2 separate regions of the Homo sapiens genome follow, and region 2 is linked to region 1. Evidence: chromatin contacts called from ENCODE Hi-C or POLR2A ChIA-PET data. All regions are on one chromosome and are shown on one strand. Each heading gives the region's core, a stretch centred on a gene start or an enhancer-like site at or near the end of the contact. The rest is flanking DNA. Distances are from core to core; before and after follow the strand shown.

Evidence for each region. A loop is a pair of places that touch in the nucleus more often than their neighbours do. ChIA-PET counts read pairs that join two places held with the same protein, here RNA polymerase II (POLR2A). Pooled maps may share reads with other maps.
Region 2: a loop to region 1 is called in a pooled map, with 4 times the contacts of the local background. The contact joins two enhancer-like sites. A Hi-C loop is called at or near these places in 1 of 168 maps with a recorded cell type or tissue (B cell), 11 of 37 single-sample maps with no recorded cell type and 5 of 50 pooled maps. POLR2A ChIA-PET finds 5 or more read pairs at or near these places in 6 of 52 experiments (B cell, CD4-positive, alpha-beta T cell, H1 and 3 more).

Annotation. Positions count from the first base shown.
Region 1 is chr6:157,566,132-157,573,199 of GRCh38, reverse strand. The region is part of intron 2 of ZDHHC14 (zDHHC palmitoyltransferase 14); the gene reads right to left. Among named protein-coding and RNA genes, the nearest start is that of MIR3692, 41 kb to the right of the region's middle. RefSeq lists an enhancer at 1-368. Within about 2 kb of position 2,024, at least 3 of the 41 ENCODE cell types and tissues checked have a DNase peak (open chromatin) inside an H3K27ac peak, as active enhancers do; they include B cell, where a contact is called at or near this core.
Region 2 is chr6:157,608,189-157,614,791 of GRCh38, reverse strand. All of the region lies in intron 3 of ZDHHC14 (zDHHC palmitoyltransferase 14), which reads right to left. Among named protein-coding and RNA genes, the nearest start is that of MIR3692, 82 kb to the right of the region's middle. Within about 2 kb of position 1,456, at least 10 of the 41 ENCODE cell types and tissues checked have a DNase peak (open chromatin) inside an H3K27ac peak, as active enhancers do; they include B cell, where a contact is called at or near this core.

The DNA of each region.
Region 1 (7,068 bases), core at 775-3,274:
TGTAAGTGGTGGGAAAGATGAAAGGGGAGTGGGGCCGAAAGAAAGGGGGATGGCGAGTGCAGACAATCCTTGCCTTTCTCGGAACAGGAAGCTGGTTTTGAGTTGTAGGGGGTAATTTCGTTAGAAAACACAAAGGATTTGGGCTTTTCCCAGACTTGGTCATCAAAGGGCATGTGGGATGATCTCTTGAGGAGAGAACTTTGTCAAGAAGAAGGCATTTGTAGGATAAGAACTTTAAATAGGCCCTCTAGCCCCAAGAGAACCTGACTACTTAGGGCCTTAACAAGGAATTGACGGGGGAAAAAGCCCAATGGAAGTATTAGTAGAAAACCTTTTTCTGTCTACTTAATAGAGAACAGAAACAGGTGGCCTCGAAGAATGAGTTTCATGTGCTATGCAGTGCTAGGTTCTTTATGCATTCATTCAAATATTTATTAGGCACCTACTGTATGCCCAACAGTCCTCTAGGTGCTGTAGATACAGTGGTAAACAAGGTAAGTCCTCTGTCCATGAAGGGGAACATCACACACCGGGGACTGTTGTGGGGTGGGGGGCGGGGGGAGGGATAGCATTAGGAGATATACCTAATGCTAAATGATGAGTTAATGGGTGCGGCACACCAACATGGCACATGTATACATATGTAACAAACCTGCACGTTGTGCACATGTACCCTAAAACTTAAAGTATAATAATAATAAAATAAAAAAAAAGGTTAGTCCTCTTTCTTATTGTGGCTTGTACTCTAGGGAGGCCAGATAAACCCAGAATCTGTATTTTTTAATAATTTAAGTGTGCAGACAAATCATACTCATGGCAGATCTTAAACTTGGCTGATGATCGGGATCATCTAGGGCAGTGGTTCTCAACCAGGGCGATTTGCCTCCCGGGGGAAATCTGAAACCATCTAGAGATGTTTGTAGTTGTCATGAGTGGGAGGGAGTGTCACAAGTGGGACCTAGTGGGTGGTGGCCAGGGGTGTTGCTAAATGTCCTACAATGTGCAGGACAGCCCCTCCCAACAAAGAACGTTCCAGCCCCAGATATCAAGAGTGCTGAGGCTGAGAGGCCCTGCCCTAGGGTCTTGCTACTCAAAGTGTGGGCCATGGACTGGCAGTATTGGCATCACCAGGAAGCTTATTAGAAATGAATCATCTCAGCGTCTCCTCCCAGCCCCGACCCTGCTGAGCCAGAATCTGCATTTTCAAAGATTCCCCACACACCCTCCCACCCTGAATTTGGATTTGGATGCACGTGAAAATCTGAGGAGCCTTGCCGTAGGTGCACACACTTATTAGCAGGCAGGACAAAATTAACAGCAAGTCAGCCAACTAGTTAGCTAAGCTTGGTGAAGTCCCCGCCCCAAGCACCATTCACGAAAGGTTTACTTACCTAGCAGGCTCAAAAAAAAAAAAAAAAAAAAATACAGATTCCTCATTCCTGAAGATTCTTATCTGCAGGAGGGGCTAAGAATATGCATTTTTATAACAGCTCCCTGTGTACAGCTGAGAGAGACAGGTTTGTACACCATACAAGTAACAGCTGAACCCCAAGGCTGCATTTCAGTACCATTAGCTGGGGAATCTAAGCAGCTGGCTAAAAACACAGACAAAAGAGAAAGATGCAAGCCACTTACGAAGATGCTCCCGTCACCCAAAGAGCTGATATTATCTAGTTAATTATGGAAGGTCTGCCCAGTAAAACAGCCAGGCCAGGTGTTTAAACTGTTTGTTTTTGTTGTTATTTATAGCATCGTGAGTTTCCGTTCAAAGAAACTTTTACAAAGAACCTCAGTATACAAAACAGATGAGAGTGAAGCAGCTCTGGTTTATGGGGACACCCAACATGTCTGTCCCTTGCCTGGGCTCCAGGAGGCACAGTTTGAAAAACATCATGACAGACAATAGCTGTGGTCTAGAGTGCATGCTGATTTTAGGTGAGAAAGACCCTAATAAAGTACGTTTCATTCAAGGAATGCTCTCGTGCACATAGGCATGCTCTCATGAAGTTGAAGTGGCTATTTGCTTGAACTTTAACGTGAATGCGGAGTGGCAAACATCAATGTTCAAAAATGATTCCATGAATAGAAACACAAATATTCCTACAAATTGTTTTGAAAATATAAGTTCCAGAAAATGGAAACATAGAATGGCCCCAGTAAAGAGTATGATTCTTTGATCTGGTGGAGAAAACAGACTTCAGCTTCTCCATTTTTAAACCATGACAATCTCAGTTCCTGCAGTTCAGGGACATTGTAATTCATGCAAAGACCTTGAACTGTCAGATGCTATGATGTTCACAGCTATCAAAAGCTCTTTTTTCAGGGGCTGCCCAGACTCAGAAGGGCAATATAGATGTATGTGTGTGTGTATATATATATATATGTGTGTGTGTGTGTATATATATGTGTGTGTGTGTGTATATATATATGTGTGTGTGTGTGTGTATGTATATACATATATATATCACTAATTAGTACAATTAAAAACAATAAAAAGAAAGTGTTTAGTAGCTGCGACCTTTTTAGTTTAACTGAGTTAATCCAATACATGCTCATAACAAAATGAAAATTAATGACTACCTTATATTTTCCATACTATTTTTTTCCACATGGATGCCAAAGCCTTGCCCTTGAAAGGAAAAGAAAGTGGCTTTGTCCTTGCAAAGTTTTAATTTCCCTCAAATTGTGTCAAAGTTCTCTGAGTATATACACAAAACCGCTGTGCTGCGTAAGTGAAGATCAGTTCTTCCACTGAAAGCCAAAGCTAGAAATATTTGTGTGTTTCCACTTTGTGGTACATAATTTCTGCATTGTCAGAAATGGGTAAATATTGTACAGTGATAGAGATCAATTTGGGTTGTCAGTGTTTGCATTATTGTAAGACAAGTAGACAAGAACAAAGGTAAAAAGTGGACACTGGATACCACGCTATGGCAGGGCCAGGCTTCACCATTATCACCAGGAAAATCAGACAGGCTTTTATTGAAGTTTGAGTGGCATTAATATTGAGAGCATTAGCAAAAGACCTGAATGCAAGGGCTGGTTTATCACTCATTCTACACCGGACTGGTGCAAGATTTTATCTTTAGCATTGAAGAAAAGAGAATTAGGATTACCAGTACAGAAGCAGGGGATGCTATTTATAAGTACACTATACTTTAAAGAATAAAAATGCCCATCTATTATGGTCCTAAGCTCTTTTCTTTTTTGCCTCTAATCAACACAGATTGGATAAAATGAATAAAAATCTTCATTAAGGTTAACAAATATAAACCAATATATATACAAGCTTTAAAAGTATTTTTATATATTTAATGACACAAACAGTTGGAAACTACAAAGAAGACAATGTCTCCTTTGAAACAGAAAAATATAACCACAAAACTCTAGAAATAAAGCTAACAAAAAAATGGTAGGTAGCTTCCGTGTGAAGAAAAAAACAATACAACAATATAGAGACTTGAAGGGGGTTTTGAAAACCACAGAGAGACACTCTGCTTCCTGCGGTGGAAGATTCAGTATTTTAAATATGTCACTTCTTCCCAACTTACTTTATACATCTATTACAATGCTAATAGAAATCTCAATATGATTTAGAAAAATTTTGACAAATTTGACAAAATGATTCTAAACTTCATCTGGAAGAATAAACGTGAGAATATTTGCAAAAGTAAAATAATAAGGGGAAATCATTGGCCCGGGAATAAATAAAATACTGAAACAAAATAGAAGATCCCCAATAGACAAATTTTCTAAGACTTAGTATCTGATAAATACAGCCTTTCAAATCAGTGGGGAAAGCATGGATTATTATTAATTATTATTTTATTTATTACAAATAAACAAAATTAGGATAGACAGCTAATCATTTGAGGGAAGAACCTGAAGTTAAAACCACACCTTCAAAGACATACCAGAGACTAAAATGTAAAAAATTATAATATGTAAGAACTAGAAAAATATACATAAACTTATCTGATTAGGAGGAGTGGAGTAGGGAAAGGTTTTTGGACATACGGGTTTTTAAATTTTTATATGGTTAGACTATCAATCTTTTTCTATATAGGTTGGCTTGTCACATAAGTTTGGCAACATAAAGAAAAGATTGATACTCTGACCACATAGAAAATAAAAGACCTGTATGTCAAAAAAACTTCATAAAAATGCAAATGATAAAGTAGAAAAATATTTGTAACATATATAACAAAGGGTAGTATCTTTAAAGAGCTCTAATAAATAAATAGAAAAAAGTCAAATAGTCCAGTGATAAAATGGGCAAAAAAGATGAACAGGCAACTCACACAAAGAAATAACAGCTATCAGTAAATATATTTTTTAAAGTTTGTGATTTGCCCCCAACCCCCAATTTCAAACAAGCGAGGTCAAAAGTTAATTTTACTTGACAATATTTGGTATTGTTGAGAACAGTGAGGATAAGCATGCTCATATACTTTTGGTGAAGATATAAATTTATACAGCCTTAGGGGGAACAAGTTAGTTGTATATCTCAAAACATTAAAAACGTATGTATCTTTTGGCCCAGCAACAGCATTTTTAGGCATTTGACTTAAGGAAATTTTCATGAATACTGAGTGCAACATTGTTTTTAATTAATATTAAAAACTGGAATCAACTTCAATGTCAACAAGACGGGATTTATTAAACAAATGATGATGTGATCATACAGTGGATTACTACACACCTATTAAAAATGGAATTCCTGTGAAGAAAGGTTCAAGTATATTAAGAGGAAAAAAAATCTGCCTTCAAAATAGTAATGTACAATGTGATCCCATTGGGTAAAAATACATTATGCAGAGAAAAAAACTGGAAGGATATATAAAAATGTTAATTATTATATCTTTGGTAGAATTAATTAAGTACCTTTAATATATTAAAATCAATTTTCATTTTCTTCTTTATTCTTTTTAAGGATTCTATAATGGACATATATATTACTTTGTAGTGAGAAAAAACTATCGCTTTTGAAACAGTTTGGAAATAGGCATAAAACATTTGCAAAAGAAATTGGTTCCCTACAATTCATAAATTTAGATGTCAATGAAGTATTTCTGCTGCTTTGGAAAAAAATGCAAGTTCATAGTTTTCATAATGATTTTTGAAAGATGTCCCCTCTATTTCCCCTAAAGGCTGGTTATAAGTGAGTAAAATGTTTTTCAGATTCTTACTTCACTCTGAAGCTCTATGACAAGGAGGTATTTCACTCATTGGGGCCACCTGCAGCTCTTGAAATTTTAAGTCAGCTCTTGGCCTTCTGGCAGCCCTACAGTGCTGTAAGGGGCTGAGTCCAAATATTAGCTCACTTAACACGGACTACTTCAGTGTAACCACATCAAACCAATCTGGTCCAACTTTTTTTTTTTTTTTTGAGATGGGGTCTCACTCTGTCACCCACGCTGGAGTGCAATGGTGTGATCTTGGCTCACTGCAACCTCCCAGGTTCAACTGATTCTCCTGTCTCAGCGTCCCAAGTAGCTGGGACTACAGGCACACACCACCACATCTGGCTAATTTTTGTATTTTTAGCAGAGATGGGGTTTCGCCATGTTGGCCAGGCTGGTCTCAAACTCCTGACCTCAGGGTGATCCACCCGCCTCAACCTCCCAAAGTGTTGGGATTACAGGCAAAAGCCACGGCGCCCGGCGGGTTCAACTTTTATGTACCAAAGTTGTGATCTGTTTTTCAGTTGTCATGGACCTCCAGGTTGAAGGTCACATAACCTGAGCATGCCCAGATGAACCAAGCCCGCAACCACAGGTGGAACCTAAGTGCTTAGAGTGAGGAATGGGGACAAAATTAAGAAGTGGACATTGCCTGGCATCCAGGATCCAATCAGATTGAGCTCTAGGCTCAGCCCACGGCAGTCAGATGGGGCTCCCGGAATCATTGCATTACAAGATCCAATTAGATCACACCTCATTACCCTATGTTTTTGCATCTGCCCCAGCCCCCAGCTTGACAAGACAGTTTTGGGAACCATCCCTGGTGTTCTCCTTACTTGTCACAAGTAATAAAACCCCCTTGTTAGGCCAGGCATGCTGGGTCACGCGTGTAATCTCAGCACTTTGGGAAGCCGAGGCAGATGGATCACCCTGAGGTCAGGAGTTTGAGACCAGCCTGGCCAACATGGTGAAACCCCGTCTCTACTAAAAATACAAAAATTAGCTGGGCATGGAGGCACATGCTTGTAATCCCAGCTACTCTGGAGGCTGAGGCAGGAGAATGGCTTGAACCCGGGTGGCAGAGGTTGCAGTGAGCCGAAATCACACCACTGCACTCCAGCCTGGGCGACAGAGCAAGACTCTGACTCAAAAAAAAAAAAAAAAAAATTCCCCTTGCTAAATTCTCCTTGGTTGTGGTCATTGGGTTGATGCCCCCTCAAGCAACCAAACACACACAATGTGGGTAAGAAAATTCTAGTGACCCAGATGGGACTGGGACTTGGGTTCTGACCCCAAACTCCTCGAAGGCTCACTATGGGCAGAGAGGTGGACAGTGGTAGCTCGCCTGGGCTAACTCACATTGCCTGAGAGGCATTGGGTGTGATTTCCAGGGACCTCCCGCTTGGTGTCCAGCCCGCCAGAGTGTCATTCGGACCTACCCTGAAAGAGCAGAAGTGGCCGTCTGGAGATTTTGTCCAGCGCTTCTTCAGGGTGGTAAGTGGACTTCACCCTGTGGGCTAAAAGAGTAATTCTCTGGATCTAGCAATGGGATCTCTGGACTAAGCACAGTACACCTCTGGTTTCAGTTCTGTCCTTTTCCTTGGCCATTTTGTGCTCTGGGGAACTGAAAAACATCCCATCCTAGCAAACAGCAGTTTCTGTTTCTGGCCACTTCGTGCTCTGGTGGACTGAGAGACACCCCCAGCCTGGCAAATGACAGTCTGGATTCGGCTAGCCAACAGTGGGACTGGCTTCAGGAATTCGGGTTTTTTTAGAGAGAAAGACTTGAGCTTTTCCTTCTTTCTCCTTGCCAGTTGACTCGCAATAGAGCTTTTCTTCTCTCAAAAGCCAATGCCATGGTGTTGGCCTCTATGTGCATCAGGCA
Region 2 (6,603 bases), core at 207-2,706, 42 kb before region 1:
CTCAAAAAAAAAACAAAAAAAAAACATGAAGAGTTTCAAGCTGGAGAGAGCAGAACACGAAGTCCATCTGGGGCCCCGTGTGAGGAAGCAGGTCACACACTGGTGACCCCGGCCCTGCTAACTGCCATAGTGTTACGGCCTGGGAATGTGATTTTCCCATTTGTGGCAGATCGATGTCTAGCGATTCCATGGGGTTTTCTGAGAGGATTTATAGAGAGTTTTTCTAAGAACATCACACAGTGAGGAAGTTGTGATTTCCTCGGAGTTAAGGCCTAGTCAACAGCCCCTTCTCTATGGAGAGCCTTGGGGCTTTTCTTCCCCTTGAACTACAGCAGTTAGACCTATGTCTGTTTTATATATTGAGTTTCCTCATTACTTTTCATTTTCTAAAATGGATCACTGCTTACATCAACCAAAAAAAAAAAAAAATCAGTCAGCTAGTAAATGTGGTAAAGTTGACTGTAAATCAGTCAGCTAGTAAATGTGGTAAAGTTGACTGTAATTTTTGTGAGCAGCTGTGAGTGAAGTTCCTGGAGGTGGGGCTGCTCCCTTATGAAACACCACACAGTGGGGCACTGTTGATGGGATGTAGGACTCTATGGCACAGGACTTGAACTTGGGTCCTGGCCTTTTGCACTCCCCGCCCCCCCATCCCCCCTACCAAGAGCTGCGGTGTCTTCACCCAGGTGCACCAGCCAGCGGTGGGGGGGCTTGCCAAGAGCTGCCATTTTCTAGCCTGGGCGAGGCTGACTGGGTGAAGGTGTGATGGGAACAAGTTTACCAAGGAAGAAGGATATAATATCAGGGAGACCACGAGAGGAAGAGTCAGCAAACACTAAAACTGTCAGCCCTTTCAATACTATTTTCCAAGAGTATCAGAAACTGTTTATAGCCTCCAGGGCAACCGTTCTTAGACTTTTTTTTTCATTCCTTACTGGTTTAAAACTCTGATGACAGCTATGGATCCCTTCACTCTCGTGCACTCACACATTTTAGGTACAATTTCCCGAAGCCTATTCCTAGGCCCCAGGTTAAGAATGGATGACCTATCAGGTTAGTTCACAGAAACTGAAATAACTTATTTCAGATGATGAGATGGATGGGCTGCCTACTGCTCCAACAAGGCTGCTTGAAATGATTTATTTCAACCAGAATTTAAAACTGAGCTGTTCTAAGAAGGCAGGCCAACAGGTGCCTATCGTGTGGCATGCTAAATGTGCCATCCCCAGGGTCCCGGAGGTATACAACCTAAAATCCCAGCCCCAGGCAGGCTGACACCCTGGGCTAACCCCGGCATAAGTCAATGGAATCCTTGGCCTACTCAGAAGGAGCTACTCTAATTACGCTTTATTCCAGGATTTCTTAAACTAAGGGTTGTGATCAAATAGTGAGTCATGAAATTGATTTAGCTGGTCATGACCAGCACTAAAAACAAACAATAAAATAGAAAGTATCAAGGCATCTTCTGTTGAGAAAGGCAAGCACTGTTTCATGCCTTTTATGTGCATCTCTGTGCACTGGATCCCAGTAGAAAATGTATTTCCTACTGTGAGTTGCTGTAAAACACAAAAAGTTTGAAAGCTACTGTTTTATTCGAATTTGTAGGAGGCACACGTGAGGCCCTCCGATATCTGTTGAGTAGATAAATACACGTGTAGGTTGCGTCAGTCACAGACCTAAAGACACCATGAGTCATTTTCAGTGATGGCATTTCCACCCTCCCAGAACTGTGCAAGGATTACTAGCTCTTGATCAGACTTAATTTTTTTTAAATGATCATTTCTCTTGGAGTCTGACATTTTAAAATTTGTGCTTCTGGTAGGTTTGAGGGTGAAGGATATGGGTTTCATTTAGTTTAGATTGGGTGCCCGAGGCTTTTTTTTTCCCCCCAGTTGAGAACACTAACCTCATCATAGGGCCAAAAAAGCAATATACTTTTTTTTTTTTTCTCTAAGAGAGAAGACTACGATGGAGACATGAAGGTAGATACAGCAAGAGGAGCATCAAATTCTCTTTTTCTTCTTCCCTCCCTTCTCTCCTTCAGTAAATACTAACTGAGCAGCTGCATGCCAGTCAAGGAGTTGGCTGCTGGGAATACAGTAAGGGAAACTGACACAGGCCTGGCCTCTTGAAGCTTACCCAACTGTGGGCAGAGACATCGGCCACTCGAGTCCACACATCCCCAGTGTATACCATGACAACCCTGGTCAGAGCTATGAAGGAAGCATACAGAAAGCTATGGGAAGTGTGTGCAGTGGCAGGCTTCCCTGAGGAGCCCACGCCTGAACATCTCCCTGAAAGATGAGCAGGAATTAACAGAGAGGAACCAGAGGAGACCTCGGGGCTGGAGCCCAGGTGGCATGCAGGACTACGGTGCAAGCCGAGAGAGGTGGGTCTTGTATACTAGGTTAAGGATTTTGGCCTCCTTCCCATAGTGATGAGATTCTGTTTGGAAACGGTCACTCTGATGTCAGCATAGAGGCTGGATTAGATGAGGAGCAGAGTGGATGGTGGGTGTCCTCCGAGAGACCTTTGCACAGTTAAAGTGAGAGATGATGGCGGCTTGCAGCTGGCCGAGGCAGTGCACAGAAGGAAAGGGATGAAGTGGTTTAAGCTGGGATCCACCTAGTAAGCAAACTGTACAGAGCCTGGTGATGGATTAGGTGAGCAGGGTGTGGCAGAGAAAGGAGTCGGTAGGACCCTCACGTCTGTGTAGCCTGTGAATGGGGCTGGCCCTCAGCAAGGTGGGGGGTCACTGGGGAAAGATGATTTGGGGTGCTTTTATCTCCCCAAGTGGACATGTCCAGCGGGAAGCTGCATATGCATGTCTGGAGCTCTGAGGAGAGGTCTGAGCTAGAGACATAAGCCTGGCAGAAAGAGAGACTCCGGAAGGCAAAAGGAGCAAGACACAGGTATAAACACACACTCGTCAGAGCCACAAAGCCAAGAACCACACACACACAAAAGGGACGGAGCCGGTCAAAAAGATGCACAAACAGGGAAAGTCAGATGAACAGAGACAGACTTTCATGAAGCAATCGCTTGTGGCTTTTCTGGGTATGGAAGAAATATATTTTTCAAGCTAAGTTGCAGTTTGACAATTCCAGGCAGAAATAAGGTGAGCACTTGGCCAGAGTCCACCCTCCCTTGCTGGATCGTCTCCAACCTGCAGGCACACATCTACCTTTGCCTTGGAAGAAGGTCTCTTTGCACTGGGCACTGACACTGCAGTTGAGTATCACTGACAAAGCCAGAACAGGATGAAAATGTGCCCGGGAGGCCCCAGAAATTCTGTTGTTGAAGCTTTCCTATTGGCCAGGGATGCTCTCTCCAAAAAACTGTATTAGACATGTAATCTCACTCTTTTGTCATAAACAGTTTCTAAATAAATGCACAGAATAAAAAAGACGTGATACCTTAAAAAATTTACGTTAGACGCATTATTTTACATCAGAATCCTCTATCAAAGCACTTTTTAAAAGTACACATATTGGCCAGGCGCGGGGGCTCATGACTGTAATCCCAGCACTTTGGGAGGCCGAGGTGGGCAGATCACCTGAGGTCAGGAGTTTGAGACCAACCTGGCCAATATGGTGAAACCCTGTCTCTACTAAAAATACAAAAATTAGCTGGGCATGGTGGCGCGTGCCTATAGCCCCAGCTACTCGGGGAGGCTGAGGCAGAAGGATGGCTTGAACCCGGGAGGTGGAGATTGCATCACAGCACTCCAGCAGACAGAGCAGGACCCTGTCTCAAAAAACAAAACAAAAACAAAAACAAACAAAAATGTGCATTTATTCATGGCTCCCAGTCTTACACGAGCATATTTGACAGAAGTCTCCAGAAAGTCCCACAGGGCCGACCAGGCAGTGATTCTGCTTCCTGTGGCAGTTCTATTTCTCATTCTACACTTATAAATTGGCACTCTGATTACGAATTGGCTGCCCAGGCAGCTTGATACCAGGCAGAGAAGCGGCTGGCTTTGCCTGGTGAGAGAATGCTGGCCCCTGTGACAACGTTGGTCCTGCAGTCATCTGTTGAAAATGAACAAATCTGCATTCTGGCTTTCTGCATTCAGGATGAGAGCTCGGACAACATGGGTCTGTCCACAAGCTCCAGTCCTCCAAGTCCAACATTGAGACCAAGGCCGCTCTGTGGGCCAACGCTGCCTCTCCTTCTTGGAATGTGTAGCCCCTCCCTCCATCCTGACCTCCAGGGGCTGTTGAGACTCTCAGGAGTGACCGACAGGAACCTGAAATGTGGAGCCTGTTGAGATAAAAGGAGGCTCTGCAGAACTTCATGGCAGAAGGGTAGTTAGTTTCTACTTCAGGTGTAGATTCTTTTTTATTTTTATTTTTTTGAGACGGAGTCTTGCTCTGTCACCCAGGCTGGAGTGCAGTGGCCTGATCTCGGCTCACTGCAAGCTCCGCCTCCCGGGTTCACGCTATTCTCCTGCCTCAGCCTCCCGAGTAGCTGGGACCACAGGCACCTGCCACCGCGCCTGACTAATTTTTTGTATTTTTAGTAGAGACGAGGTTTCACCGTGGTCTTGATCTCCCGACCTCATGATCCGCCTGCCTCGGCCTCCCAAAGTGCTGGGATTACAGGTGTGAGCCACTGCGCCCAGCCCAGGTGTAGATTCTTGACTCAGGTCGTGGGTGGGATCTGCCCAGTTCAGCTGTCTGTGAATATTTAAGGTGGTTGGGGGTCACTGCGTGGGCCTCTATGATGCCAACAAAGGACTCCCCTGGGATGGCCTGCAGCCCCCTCTGTGATGAACTTCAATGATTCACCCCACAAAGTCAGAGGCAAAATTTCCAAAAAGTATGTTGTGAGATTACTCCCCAGTTCTTTGTCCCCAAGGAGTTGTTGCTACTTTAAGGCAGGCCTGGGTGAGCAGACCCTGATCCAGGCTGGATCTGCCTCTGGGTCCCACTGCTTGTTCCCCTTGACACTTTGGGCTCTTCTTCCAACTCCACTGGCTTCAGCCCCTGCACAGAGCCCCTTCAAGCATTCCATTGCTGTCCACCGGCTCTCCTGAAGGGCTTGCTTACTCCTTGGGCCACCATCTGCAAGCTCAGTGCCCGGCCACCTCCTCTGGTCCCTATTCTGTGACCCCACAAGACAGGGAAAGACACTCACTGCTCAGAGCAGAATGGAAGATGGACTCCCCACTTGTGGCACATGATGGCACTTCTTATTTAAGACCCTCGAGCAACCTACCTCACTCAACACAAAACTCTTCCTGCTCTTTATGACGTTGCTTTGTAAATTGTAGATCACCGGGCAAAAGAGAGAGATGATGATGGGAAGACATTCTGGATAAAGGGAGCATCCTGAGTGCCCTGGCAATCATCCTCAGCTGTTCCTGGAGTGGCCATCACCCTACACAAAGCAGCTTCTCCTTCAGGGCCAGCCGTGGACTTCTCTGCCCAGTGCAAGCTGCCCTCGGCTCCTTCTAAGGCCTCTCCTGTCCAGTGCCATTGCTGCTACATCCATTTCCCACCTCTCGCTTTCCCTCCAGGTGCGCACCTTTTGACACAGGCAGTGCTCAGCTCTGGCTCTTTGGAGCTGATCCCACTGTTTCGAGGTCCTCATGTTTATTTTAGGCTGCCACAGATCAACTTCTGGACCAAGAACCCAAGGGGTCCAGGTAGTTACACTGAATTACATACTTTACAGACTCAGGTCACCAAGCCATGATCCACTTAAAATATGTGAACTCTACTTTTCCTTAAAAGCATTACTTGGTAGCATGGGGAAAAAACCATGCTCTCAGGAACCAGAGGGGTCAAGCACTCTCCTTTGCCCCAACTCCAGGAATTTAATGAAGTATCAAGTCCTGTCAGTTCTTTGGCTGAAATTTTTCTGGAATCATCCACATCTTTCTGTCTCCTTGGCCACTGCCCTGGCCTGGACTCTAGTGCCCTGTCCCGCCCTGTGGGGACAGCCCCCCCTCTCGTCTCCTTGGCTCTGTCGTGCCACCATCCAGTTTGTTCTCTGCTGGAGAGACAGAGGACACTTTTTGAAGCATGCATTTGATAAGGCCACTTTTGTCTCTTGTCCTCAGATAAGATCAAAACTCTTTTGCGTGGCTTATAAGGTGCCTGCCTACCCCCTGGCCTGTTGCAGCCCTCTCTGCCACACTGACTCACTCTGACCTGAGTCTCCACGTCAGCCACACCTCTGGTCCCTCGGGCAGGCCCATCTTCTCCTGCCCGGGCTCAGCACAGGCATCCTCCCACTTGCACAGCAGCATCTTCTTGCTAGCTCTCCTCTCTGTGCCTGGCTGACCAGAGCTCAGCCCAGATGGGACGCTGCTTCCTCCAGGTTGGGCATCTTTCCCGTATGCTCCCATGTGAGCTGGACTTTGCCGTTGTGTCACTCACCTCCCTGTACCACCGGTGCCTCCTAATCCACCTGTGCTTCTCGGTGGGTATCTCTAAGCTCTTTGCAGGCAGGGCCATGTTGACCACATTCACCACTGTCTCCCAGAGCTCCCGAGCACAGAGCCCATATAATCGGCCGTCAGTGGATATTTCTGAAGTAGGGTGAATGAATGACGTGCTTCTCGCTCTGGGTACAGCTCTGAGGACGCCCCCT